3 separate regions of the Mus musculus genome follow, and regions 1 and 3 are each linked to region 2. A link is a contact called in ENCODE Hi-C or POLR2A ChIA-PET data. All regions are on one chromosome and are shown on one strand. Each heading gives the region's core, a stretch centred on a gene start or an enhancer-like site at or near the end of the contact. The rest is flanking DNA. Distances are from core to core; before and after follow the strand shown.

Region 1 (4,255 bases), core at 266-2,765, 42 kb after region 2:
TGTGAGAATAAGACTTGCTGGCTGACCTCAAGGGACCCTAAGGAGCTTCAGCGGGATGGCTGCAGGGCCCGAGGAAGGAAAGGCCCTCCGGGTGGCTCTGAGGTATCTAGGGCACAGGGTGCTAGCTACCTCCATGGGGAAGCCTCAGGTACAAGGCTCAGGTCTGCTATTCTTCATGACCCTAGGCGTGTTCCTTCCTTCTGAGACTCCCATTTCATCCCTTCATCTACATAAAGTAGCCGCTACGGCACAACAGAGTACCTGCACTCTGCACAGGCTAAACTCTGTCTTTTCTTTCTTTCTTTTCCTGGTTGCTTATGGTCCCTGATTTGGCTGAGGGTCCTAGTTTCTTCGTCTGAGAACCCAGGAACTGCTTCTCTGTGTTTGTGGCTATATGGGCTGTGGCAAGCTGATGCACCCTTTAGTCGGCATCTTGGAAAAGCATGGCACCAGCCTCCTTGGATTCCCAAGACATCCCTGGCTGCCCAAGGGCCTTTGAGGATTGCACCTCTGTGTGGATTCCCTTGTCCTTGGCCACTTCCCTGCCTCCTCCATGCCTCCCGCTGGTCACCCTGTCATATCACCAGACGGATGCTTGCCAGGGCCTGTGAAGAAGTTCCTGAAGAAGTTCCTTTCTGGGCTGTCAGATGGCTCAGTGGGTAAGAGCACCTGACTGCTCTTCTGAAGGTCCAGAGTTCAAATCCCAGCAACCACAGGTGGCTCACAACCATCTGTAACAAAATCTGACTCCCTCTTCTGGAGTGTCTGACAGTGTACTTACATATAATAAATAAATAAATTTAAAAAAAGAATTAAAAAAAAGAAGTTCCTTTCTTCCTTTATTATTGACTGTTTTCCCACCATCACTTGAACACTCCAAAAGACTCCTCTTGTGTGCTGCATACTGGCCCTGGAAAAGAACCTGTGTGGGCTGGAGAGATGGCTCAATAGTTAACAGCATTGACTGCTCTTCCAGAGGTCCTAAGTTCAATTCCCAGCAACCACATGGTGGCTCACAACCATCTGTAACCAGATCTGATGCCCTCTTCTGGAGTGTCTGAAGACAGCTACCATGTACTCATATATAAAATATAAAAATAAAGTAAAATTGTTTAAAAAAGAAAAGAACCTGTGAACTGTTCCTGTAATTCACACAAAGAGGAAGAAAAGCAGGAAGAGGGTGGAGAAAGTGAGAGAGCCCTGGATGCAGAGGGCTGTGGAGAGCCAGGCAGGGCGGCGGGAGGAGGGGTCTCCAGGGTAAGGCTCCCTCTGCTTCTTCCCACAGGGCTGGCCCGCAGCCTTGCTAGGAGCAAGGGCCTATGGGATTAGTGGGCAGGAAATTCTCCAGGAGCATCAACTTCTAAATCTAGTTCCTCACCACCAATGGCATGAAACTCTGTAAGGGCTTGGGGGTGTAGCTCAGGGTGGAACGGGGTGGGGTGGGGGGATTGCTAACAAAATCTATAAAGCATTTGAGAGCAAAAGTCTGTGTGCCAACAAGGGACTGATGCTGCCACCTGCTGGACACCCAAGGAAGGGGCTCTCAGGATCATTCATGGACCCTTCCCTGGGTCTGGATGCCAGTTTATTGATGCTTTGTGAGATGTACTAGGGTCTTTAAAGATGTGATGTCTTCATCAGTAACTGGGGGAGGGGGGGCTCCCGAATTTTGTAGCATACCGGGGAACTCAGGCTCAGGGGAAAGATGGGTATGGACCAGGTTGCAAGTTTTTGGGGGCAGCCAACCTCGAGTCTAATCCAGGCTCCAAAATGGGGCTAAGTGATGTCCTAGAGGAAAATGAGAGAAAATGGAGGAGGGCAGACAGCCCAGTGAGGGCCCAGCTGGCCCCATGGCGGCCCCACTCCTGGTCCTTCCCTCCCAGGTGCTTGCTGTAGGGGGCTCTGCCTTCCTAGGGGGGGGGTTCATGGACCCTGTGTCAGTCCTCCATGCCAGCTCTCCTTCAGTACCAAGCTTGGAAATTCAGTCTCATAGGGTGAAGAACCTTGACAGTGCCTTTCCAGGCATGTGGGACAGAGGACACCAGGACTCCAGCTTTGGATTCCAAGCAGTCTATTATAGAAAGGAGGCCAGACTTGAGCCAAGTTCCTACAGCCTATGTGGACACATTTGAAACCAGAGGGTCAGGCTGGAGAGTGGACCAGGAGACCTTCTATGGGGTAGAGGTGGGGAGGGGTCCCTGAAACATCTGCTGGGGTCAAGGGCATGACCTAATACTATTAGGGCATGCTTCCAATGGAAGGCACATTCCTGATGCTAGTGAGGCCTGTGCTCTCCGTTGGACTCTGCTGGTCCCCGGCTCCATGAGCTTAGGCTGTCCCTTGGCCTGCTTATCACGCCATACAATGTGGTCAATAGTATTTCTAATTTCTCTAGGCTCAGCCAAGAATCAAGATCAAATGTGCATAGAGCCTCAGGCACGTAGTAGGCCCTCCAAGCATGGGGCATGAAGGGCCCTACCAGTACTCAATAGTTGCCTCAATGCCTCTTCAAAGCTGAAAAGCAGGCCTTGTGTTGTGATGCTGCTGTATAACAAGGGAAACTGAGTCACTAGACCAGGAAGTGCCTGAGTCCAGGCTTCAGCCTGAGTCACAGCATAAATGCTGGACAAACTCCTCCTCACCACCCCTGGAAATACTTCATGCTCTGTGACTGGCTTCCTCTCCTTCCCTGCCTTGCCAGCCAGGTAGATGGTGGCAGGAGCTGAAGGAAGCGAGGGCATGCTTCACCCCAGGAGGGGCTTGGATCTTTCTTGAAGGCAAGGTTCTCCTGTGGCTCTTTCAGTGAGGAGAAGGCTCACGGTTGAGGGAGGGCTTCTCTCAGACCTGATGGGTACCCTTGCTCCATTAGCATTGCCGTTCCCTTATACACACGGGACTGAGACTTGCAACGTGTTTGCCCAGGTCCTACAGCTGTGTTGTGGCAGGACACGAGTTCACCCCTGCAGCACCCCACAGAGAAAGCTGAGTGGGCTGTCACAGGTCACCTCAGCTCCCTCAGAGCAGGCTAGCTCAGAAGCTCAGCAGGAAGCCCTTCCCATCCCATCTCTTCAGAACTGGGACAAGTTTTGACGTCAGCACATCCACATTCTTGCCCTCTAGCCCTGGGTGGGGTTGTTGATTTCCTCCCTCCAATGTTGGTATCACAAACAGGAAGCTGGGTCATGTGGGCAGGCCTGGGCTGAGGGCTCACGGGGGACAGGGTCACGCTTCCCGCCAGCTCTACATTTCTAGCAGGCGGTCTATGCTTCTGAGAGGTTGGGAGTCTCTGTTCTAATGTGACAGAGGGCCATACTGTCTCCAGAGCTACTCGGAGGGTTTCAATGACCACGCTACCTGCCTTGGTCCCCAGAGTGCTTACACTGGCCATGGTACGTAGCTTCCTGCTTCTGCTCACGGAAGAACAATAAGACCTTTGCCGATGGAGCACTGACGCAGGCTGCGGGCTTCATATGGGTCCTTGAATTCTTATCATCAGACTTTCATATCCTTTTACAGATTAGACCCCCAACACACTAACAGGTTAAGCCAATAGTTCGAGTTCCCACCACTGTGGGATTGGGTGGGGCAGGGATTTGAACCTACACAGTGTAGCCTAGAGCTAACCAGCACAGCCCCTCCCTCTTCCTCCTCAGCTCAGCCCCACTCAGGCTGTAATTCTGGAAAATGCAAACTTGATGGCACCGGTTTGGGGCTCATTTCCTCCATGGCTCCGTACTGCCCCAGGGCTTGAAAACCGTGGTCTGCGGAGTCTACGGCTTAACCTTCGCTGCCCGGCATCTACCTTGATTTCCCCCTTTAGATGCACCAAGCTAATCTGCTTTCCGAATCCAACTCCTTCACCTGCCAGGACTACCTTCTGTAGAGAGGAATCTCAGGGTATAGTGGGGTAAGCTTTGTACCTGGTCACAAAACCAGCCCCCATGAGTCTGTCTAGTCTGAAGCCTTCTATGGATACAGAGGTCCCCAGTGTTAGCTTGCACTGGGTGGTAACAGGTTCTGTCCAAACGGCAGCTTCCCAGGCCCCACCCTGGAGGGGAGGGGTTTGGTCTGAGTACCTGTATGTTGACCTTTTGGCGTGAACCTGAGCATCCTCCAGTCCTTCCCAGCCCTTCCGGCTGCCTGATAAACTCAAGTTGCCATGGAAACAGAAATGCTTATATGGGGTTTTTAACCATAGGGCTCTGTTCATCCAAGGCCACCAGCCCCGACCTTCTGCAGCAGCTTGACTTGTTAA
Region 2 (4,127 bases), core at 1,209-3,708:
TAGGCTGGTGCCAAGCCTGCACACCGACTGTCCCCACAGGTCCCGTATAGAAGCTGCTGCTTCTCGCCCAGTCACAGGGAGCTGTGGCATGGTAAAGTGAATGAGGAGAGGCCACACAGTTAAAGGGGAGAGGCAGGCTAAGTCTTTTGGCTGATTCTTATCACCCCCTGTGGCCTCTAACGTTGCTTGTTGCTTCTAAACACACCTGGAATGGGGAGGCTCTCAGGTCAGGGAGGCCTCTCCTAGAGTTGAAATCTACTGCCTCACACTGTCCCCGGCCCTCAGCAGCTAAGCCTCCAATGCAGCAGCAGCCTCTCTGGTTCTGCCCCAGAAACCAAGGCATCCTCACTACCTGGATTGTGACCTGCGGCGGCTATACCTTTGCTAACACTCTCTGAACGAGTGGATCTTAGTGTAAGTCTCTCTGGCACCTGGAGAGAGCTTTCTCTCAACTGGGGCTCCAAGCAATCAATGCCTATAGGTGTCTCTCAAGTCGCACCTGGCGTGATTCCCTAAGGTTCTGAAACACACAGCACATGGCCCATGTGATCCAAGCATCATTGTGTTGGGAAGGGAAAAACTGAGAGTGGGTGACTCACGGGAGGGGAAAGGTCTGGGTGTTCTGCCCCTTCTGCTTCACAAGGGAATGCCACCGAGTCACGCATGGTACCAGCTGTACTGAAACTACCTTGCAGGCTCATCCGGGAAGAGGATGGCTGGCTCCCCAACAGTCAACTGGCAGCAGTTCCAGCTCTTTAGGCTCCTTCTAGGAAGGGAAGAGGGCAGAACTCCACAGCGACCAGCAGACCTCTGACTTCAGTGCCCAACCATGCCACTGTACTCATATAAAAAGGTCTTTTTGAAAAGTTTGGGTAGAGAAGGGTATAATGAATGGCCTTGCAAAAACAAAAATAAAAGGAAAATTTGAAGTTGGTATGCAGTTTGAAAAGGCAGCAGCTGTAACATTTTATGATTCAATGCAAAAAATATGTTGAGGTCCTCAGCTGAATAAGTAGAATAAACAAATAATTTTTTTCTTTCTGTCGCTCTTCTGAGATGTAGGGAGGGTGGTGTTATCTGAAGATTTCTTTGCTGTTCTTTTAGGATCAATGCTCAAAGGAATGTAAAAACGCCCTTTAAAAATAACGTATTCTGAATTTACAGAAGAATCTAGGCAGAGCGCAAGAGCTAAGAGAGGCCAAAGCGGACGTTGCTGGGCAAAGACACATGGTAGTAAGACACCTCCCCTTGCAAAGAGGAAGAAACCGCAGAATGTTCCTGACTCGGCACCCCTTCAGAGTGGTGCAATGTTTATGTTTGTGTATCCAACTCCGTGGTGTTGCGGCGGACTCACTGCCTACCCTGTAGTCATGGAGTTTTGTGGAAGGACACACACACACACACCATTTCGGTCTTCCCAGGTGTGATGAGTACAGTTTGTCCCACAGAGTGGCGGATTCAAGGCTCTTGGCCCTGAGTCCTTGGTGTGCTCAGCTTCTGTTCAGTGGAGATGAAAGGCACGAGGGCAGATGCCTTTAATCCTTAGTAAGTCAGGGACAGGAGGATCTCTATGAGTTCAAGACTAGCCAGAGCTACACAGCAAGATCCTCTCTGAAACAAACAAAACAAAACAAAAGAAAGTTGTGTTGGGGGACAGAGGAGCAGCGGCTAGCAGCATCCTCTTGATGCCACGCGACGACAATGTTCTGGGCCGTCCCTAGGCGGCGCTGTGGAGCTCTACCCAAGTCTCCCCCACCCCACCCCCCCAACCCCAATGTTAAACCTGGGCTCCAAAGATCTTGCAACCCTCCTCCCTTTGCTCCAAGTAAGTCCTCTAGGGACCACCGCGGTAAAGATAACACTCCGGGGTGGGGGGTGGGAACTAACTGGAAGCATTCCCTTGTTCAGCGTAAAACTTTTAAAGTGACATTCAAGAAGGACGTCTCAACTCTCGCCATTTGTCCTCGGTATAGCCAGAGGGCTATAGACCGAATTAGTCATCTCTCACTACCCACTCCCCTTTCCCGCTCAGCTCGCCACGCCCACCACTCCAGCAGCCAGAGCCGGGCCAGCTGAGAACGTGATACCAGGAGTGGCCCCGCTCGTTCGGCGGAGACCCGCGGAGGGGAGCAGGGCAGGTGTCCTCAGGCCGCGCGTCCTGGCCACCCGGGCTGGCAGCGCGCCGTCCTGCCTGCGAGCCCAGAGGACAGGAGGGTGGGGGCCGGGCTGCGAGCCAGCGCTCAGAGCCGAGAGGCTCCTAGGCCGATGACGTCTTTGCTTTTGGCTTTGGCGGCGCCAAGCTCGGTAGGGCGGGTGACGTCACCGCCCGGTCACGTGTCTGCCATTCAAACAAACAAACCGTTCTCCCCCACCCCCACCCCACCCCCCGCTTCTGTGCCGCGCCCGGGACCGCCCCCGAGAGGCTACATAAAACCGCGCTCCGTCGGACGAGCGCGCAGTGAAGGACTGGCGGGAGGAAAGCGCGGTGAAGCCAGATTAGGAGCAGCGAGCACTTGGGGACTTAGGGCCACAGGACACCGCACAAGATCGACCGACTTTTTCTGGAGAACCGCAGAACGGGCACGCTGGGGTCGCTGGGGCTGGCCATGGTGATGGAGGTGGGCATCCTGGACGCCGGGGGGCTGCGCGCGCTGCTGCGAGAGGGCGCCGCGCAGTGCCTGTTGTTGGATTGTCGCTCCTTCTTCGCTTTCAACGCCGGCCACATCGCGGGCTCAGTGAACGTGCGCTTCAGCACCATCGTGCGGCGCCGCGCCAAGGGCGCCATGGGCCTGGAGCATATCGTGCCCAACGCTGAACTGCGTGGCCGCCTGCTGGCCGGAGCCTACCACGCCGTGGTGCTGCTGGACGAGCGCAGCGCCTCCCTGGACGGCGCCAAGCGCGACGGCACCCTGGCCCTGGCCGCGGGCGCGCTCTGCCGAGAGGCGCGCTCCACTCAAGTCTTCTTTCTCCAAGGTACGCTCTAGCTCTGGCAGGACTTATGCCATCAGCTAGGGAAGGGGCGTCCCACCTGGAGTATGGGGGCGCCGGCGTCCAGTCTCCAGGGGCTTGTCAGTGGCTTTGTTTCACTCCCATAACAAAGACTTCCTTAAGCCTTCCTTGTAAACTCGCAGCCCCTGGTGGGTGAGTGGCTTGTCTCCAGGTACTGTGTCGGTGGTGCTAATGAGAAAATATGTACCTTTGTATTCTCAGGAGGATATGAAGCGTTTTCGGCTTCCTGCCCTGAGCTGTGCAGCAAACAGTCCACCCCCACGGGGCTCAGCCTCCCCCTGAGTACTAGTGTGCCTGACAGTGCAGAATCCGGATGCAGCTCCTGTAGTACCCCTCTCTACGATCAGGTTAGTAGGAGTCCGGGTCCATGCAGGGCAGGGAGGTGGCAGAGCTGGCAGAGGTCTAGGAGGATTGTGCCAGGAGGATATAGAAAGCGGCTGCAGCTTTATTTATACTAGCGGGGACACGAGGATCTTTAGTCCATCATGAAGCAATTGGATGGAGCTGAGTCTCCCAGTTGCTGGCACGGAAGAGCTTGTTGGCTCTGTCCAGGCCAATGGGCTTGATTCTTTACGAATATTTTAATATGTCAACAGCAGTGCTGAGGTCACCAGTTTCAGAAACTCCCGTTTTCAGCGGGGAGTTTTTGTGGGCATGGGTACTGGTGCTCACGCTGGACGAGCTTGACGAATGCTGGACTGTTTTTTTGACTTCAGGGGGGCCCAGTGGAGATCCTGTCCTTCCTGTACCTGGGCAGTGCCTATCACGCTTCTCGGAAGGATATGCTTGACGCCTTGGGCATCACCGCCTTGATCAACGTCTCAGCCAATTGTCCTAACCACTTTGAGGGTCACTACCAGTACAAGAGCATCCCTGTGGAGGACAACCACAAGGCAGACATCAGCTCCTGGTTCAACGAGGCTATTGACTTCATAGGTAAATGGAATAACTATCTGGAACCTCTGCTTCTGTCCCTACTGTAGCCACTGAGCCCAGTCTTTTGGGTGGCAGCTTAAATGATCCTCACCCAAGCCTTCCTCCTCACTGAGACTCAGTTGAACTGACTGTCTTGTCCAGGATTATAAGTGTAGATACCCAGTCCGGGTTTAAATCCCCTG
Region 3 (4,040 bases), core at 418-2,917, 40 kb before region 2:
CATATTCTTGCAAGGTCGCACCCAGGGAGTGCTAACCTCACCTGCAGCGTCAGATAGCTCACGTAGGCTGAGTGACTCAGCACCAGCTGCTCATCTCCAAGTCATTCGGATCTGACCTGGAGCTCACCTGGCCCCTCCTCCGCAGTCTTCTAGTGATGTAGCTAGGTGGGGGGTGGGGCAGGCTCTTCCTTGCATTCCTCCGAAGGTTTAGGACCTCCCCATCGCCCAGGATCCACCATTTCTCCTGCTTGTTAGCTAAGCAAAGGGAGTCTGTCTGGATTCCTGTGTCCCAACGCCTGTGTGTGTCACTGTGTGGGTAGCACTGCACTGACTGAGCTGATGTCCGGACACAGGTGTCTCTGCCATCCTGACTGATGACTGTTGTTTCCTCTGGGTGGGCTGTGATGCCCAGGGTCAGGCTGAGCTCCAGGAAACAGGAAAGCAAGGGAGGCTGGGTGACTCTGAAGTCACTCACCACACTGGCCACCCCTGTGAGTCTCTTCATTTGTAAACTAAGGCTCTGAGTGAAAAGCCTTCTTCCTCCTTTCCACCCTCCCTTGTTCCTTTCCTTCTGGGAAGCCATGAGCTCTTTCCCTCCCTGTGGAAGTACTCAGCTCTCTGTGCAGTGACTAAACCTATAAACAGGAACATTCTAGTCTGCTCGGGTGCTTCCAGCCAGCTTCCAGCTGTCAGGTGAAGAGCCCCTATGAGAAGCGGTTCACATCACCCACGGGTATTGATGGACACAAAATAGAGACGAAGGCAGAAGAGAAAGCTTCCAGAGCAGTAATAGAATCCTGGGATGGATCCAATCTTTGCTGACTTAGGTCACCTTGATTGGGGTTGCCCAGTCCCCATTCTGGCCTCAGTTTCTTTCTCAGCAAAATGGAGCAAGTGAGGGTCAGGGTGGGCTCTGTCATGACTGCCTTGGATCTGCATCTGACTGGATCCTGAGCCTCATCCTGTCTGCAGGTGTCAGAGGCTCCCTGGGGGCAGGATCAGGGACTGTGATCAGAGTCTCTGCTGGCCCCGTGGATTCATTCCATTCTGTCGTCCCCTGTCCCCCCCCCCCGGGTTCATTCCACTCTGTCCCCCCATGGATTCATTCCACTCTGTCCCCCCGTGGATTCAGTCCACTCTGTCCCCCCCCCGTGGATTCAGTCCACTCTGCCCCCCCCCCGTGGATTCAGTCCACTCTGCCCCCCCCATGGATTCAGTCCACTCTGTCCCCCCCCCGTGGATTCAGTCCACTCTGCCCCCCCCCATGGATTCAGTCCACTCTGTCCCCCTCCCCCATGGATTCAGTCCACTCTGTCCCCCCATGGATTCAGTCCACTCTGTCCCCTCCCCCGTGGATTCAGTCCACTCTGTCCCCTCCCCCGTGGATTCAGTCCACTCTGCCCCCCCCCATGGATTCAGTCCACTCTGCCCACCCCCATGGATTCAGTCCACTCTGTCCCCCCCCCGTGGATTCAGTCCACTCTGTCCCCCCCCCCCCGTGGATTCAGTCCACTCTGTCCCCTCCCCCGTGGATTCAGTCTACTCTGTCCCCTCCCCCGTGGATTCAGTCCACTCTGTCCCCCTCCCCCGTGGATTCAGTCCACTCTGTCCCCCTCCCATTTCCTCCTTTACACCCAGCCTCATTTTCAGCAGAGCCTTGATCCAGCTTCCCAGTTAAGTGAAATTCAAGAAATCTGGCCCCAAGCCCCAGGAAGTGTTTTAGGGTAGTGTAGACAGGATGTAGACATCAACTGTATCCTGCCTGCCCCCCAGGAGTAACGCCCTTCATTGTTCCCTGCTGGAACGGAGGGGCTCAGTCTTCTTCCGAGTCCACCCCTCAGAATCATGCAGTAATCGGGGCACAGTTCAGAAAAGAGGATTTGCTTTGGGGACGTTCAGGTTTTATTTTGCCAAGTATTTAATTAAAGGAATACTGTTTGTGTAGTTTCAAAAGTTCTCTATTTGAAAAACTCCTCAAGCAGGAGAAGCACACAGAGGACAGCGGAGGTCCCTGCACTCACCCTGCCCTGGCCAAGGCTATCCTTACTGATGGCTTCTCTCAGGACAGTCGGCTTTGGGAGGAGCAGGCGCTAAAGGTGGGCATTCCTGGATGTTCCCAGCCAGTAAACTCTGGACTAGGATCTGAGGAAGAACTTGAAAGTCAGTTGTGTTACGAGATCCTGGTTGAAGGCCCAGTTTAGATCTTCTGGTGGTCTCCAGGGGTGCCACAGCCTTGGGAGAGGGGTCTGTTGTGAAAATTAATATCAATTGGGGATTTCTACCCCACCTTTGATGGCTTAGTTCCCAGATAAAAGACAAAACTTTTATATTTGCAATGAGCCTTGAGCTGCACTAGAAGTGGGCAGATGTCAATCCTCCATCTCTGAGATATGACTATGTTCCGCCTGGGCTGCTCTTACTCTGATTGGCCAGTCCTTGTGGCCATATCTTCAGGACCCTCTCCCCCAGGGCATCTTCTGCTCTCTTGATACATGGTATCTAAGTACAGGGAGCCAGCCACATAGTGGAATGTATGATACACGGTATCTAAGTACAGGGAACCAGCCACATAGTGGAATGTATGATACATGGTATCTAAGTACAGGGAACCAGCCACATAGTAGAATGTAGGTTAAAATAATTGGGTTATTTAAGTTATGATCTTGTCAGAGTAGAGTCTAGCTATATGGCCAAGGTATTGTAAATATATTTTGAGTCTGAGTCTTATGTCTGGGAGTATGGGGCTAGGAGAAAGAATCAGGCCTAACTTCTACAGGGGTCTACCACCAGAGACCTTCAGTCTATTTCTGAACCTGACAGAAAAGGGCTTTTTCTTTTTTCCTTTTTTCTTTTCTCTCTCTCTCTCTCTCTCTCTCTCTCTCTCTCTCTCTCTCTCTCTCTTTCTTTTTCTTTCTTTCTTTCTTTTTTTTAACAAATATTTACTAAAAGACTACAATGGGCCAGAATAACTCTGGCCCAGACTTGGTTTGGAATTAGCGTGGACTAGGAAATGGAACGGTAAACACTGGATTTTACTGAGTGAGTGGGCAGCAAGGAGTCAGCACTGACCCAACACTGACTTGCCATCAGGGGCTCCTGTCAACTTATTTTTAAGTTAACTTTTGTTTTGTTTTGTTCTCTTGAGACAGGGTTTCTCTGTGTAGCCATAGCTGTTCCAGAACTTACTCTATAGACTAGGGTGGCTTCAAACTCAGAGATCAGCCTGCCTCTGCCTCCCGAGTGCTGGAATTAAATGTGTGTGCTACCACACCTGGCTCTTGTAATTAATTTTTAATATATAAGTCACAAAGGAATCTGCATAAATTTGGAAACTTGGCAGATAAATCACTTGGCCCCAATTGTAACCTTTGCTTTCTCTCTCTGTTTTCTTTTTTAGAATTATTTAATTTATTTTATTTATATGAGTACTCTGTAGCTGTCTTCAGACACATCAGAAGAGGGCATCAGATCCTATTACAGTTGGTTGTGAGCCACCATGTGGTTGCTGGGAATTGAACTCAGGACCTCTGGAAGATCAGTCAGTGCTCTTAACTGCTGAGTTATCTCTCCAGACTTTCTTTCTCTTTTGGAGTGGTAATTCTATTTTTAATTTTATATGAATTCTTATATGTCTTTTCTTCATGTTTCATATACATTGTGTTCTGTTTACTAGTACATACATGTAACTCAGCGACCTGTGTGAGTCAACAGTTCACATGGTGGGCAGCTTTAAGTCAGAGATCTGTTCATCTCTCACATCTCAGGGCTTCTGTAGATGAACAACCAGAGGCTTGGACCACACTCGGGCCTTCTTGCAGGCATGGTGCATGTGCAGGCAGGTCTTGGGTTTACAGTTTGGTCCGCACATGCCTTCAGTGGCTTGGATCCAGAGTGCCCCTCAAAGCCCGTGTATGAAAGGCTGTTGAGAGATAGTAAATTTTCAAGAGTAGGACCTGCTGGAAAGAAGTTAGGTCATGAGGAGGGGTGAACTTTTGAGGGAGTTATTGGGATTTCAGTTGCTTCTTGACTCCTTTCTTGCT

Evidence for each region. A loop is a pair of places that touch in the nucleus more often than their neighbours do. ChIA-PET counts read pairs that join two places held with the same protein, here RNA polymerase II (POLR2A).
Region 1: a map of heart shows a loop between it and region 2 (7-fold over the local background). The contact joins the enhancer-like site here to the promoter of Dusp1 in region 2. A Hi-C loop is called at or near these places in 16 of 37 maps with a recorded cell type or tissue (Patski, adrenal gland, gastrocnemius and 2 more). POLR2A ChIA-PET finds 5 or more read pairs at or near these places in 4 of 5 experiments (Patski and embryonic stem cell).
Region 3: a map of heart shows a loop between it and region 2 (6-fold over the local background). The contact joins the enhancer-like site here to the promoter of Dusp1 in region 2. A Hi-C loop is called at or near these places in 8 of 37 maps with a recorded cell type or tissue (CH12.LX, T-helper 1 cell, heart and 1 more). POLR2A ChIA-PET finds 5 or more read pairs at or near these places in 5 of 5 experiments (Patski and embryonic stem cell).

The regions. Positions count from the first base shown.
Region 1 is chr17:26,464,101-26,468,355 of GRCm38, reverse strand. It overlaps Gm34455 (a long non-coding RNA gene), which reads left to right. Exons shown (of 3, transcript XR_876694.2): 3 at 1-702. Among named protein-coding and RNA genes, the nearest start is that of Gm34455, 38 kb to the left of the region's middle. Within about 2 kb of position 1,515, at least 2 of the 3 ENCODE cell types and tissues checked have a DNase peak (open chromatin) inside an H3K27ac peak, as active enhancers do; they include gastrocnemius and heart, where a contact is called at or near this core.
Region 2 is chr17:26,506,803-26,510,929 of GRCm38, reverse strand. It overlaps Dusp1 (dual specificity phosphatase 1), which reads left to right and starts at 2,458. Exons shown (of 4, transcript NM_013642.3): 1 at 2,458-2,973; 2 at 3,211-3,356; 3 at 3,726-3,945. The coding sequence starts at 2,607.
Region 3 is chr17:26,545,663-26,549,702 of GRCm38, reverse strand. The region is part of intron 3 of 1700049J03Rik (a long non-coding RNA gene); the gene reads left to right. Among named protein-coding and RNA genes, the nearest start is that of Gm34606, 13 kb to the right of the region's middle. Within about 2 kb of position 1,667, at least 1 of the 3 ENCODE cell types and tissues checked has a DNase peak (open chromatin) inside an H3K27ac peak, as active enhancers do; it is heart, where a contact is called at or near this core.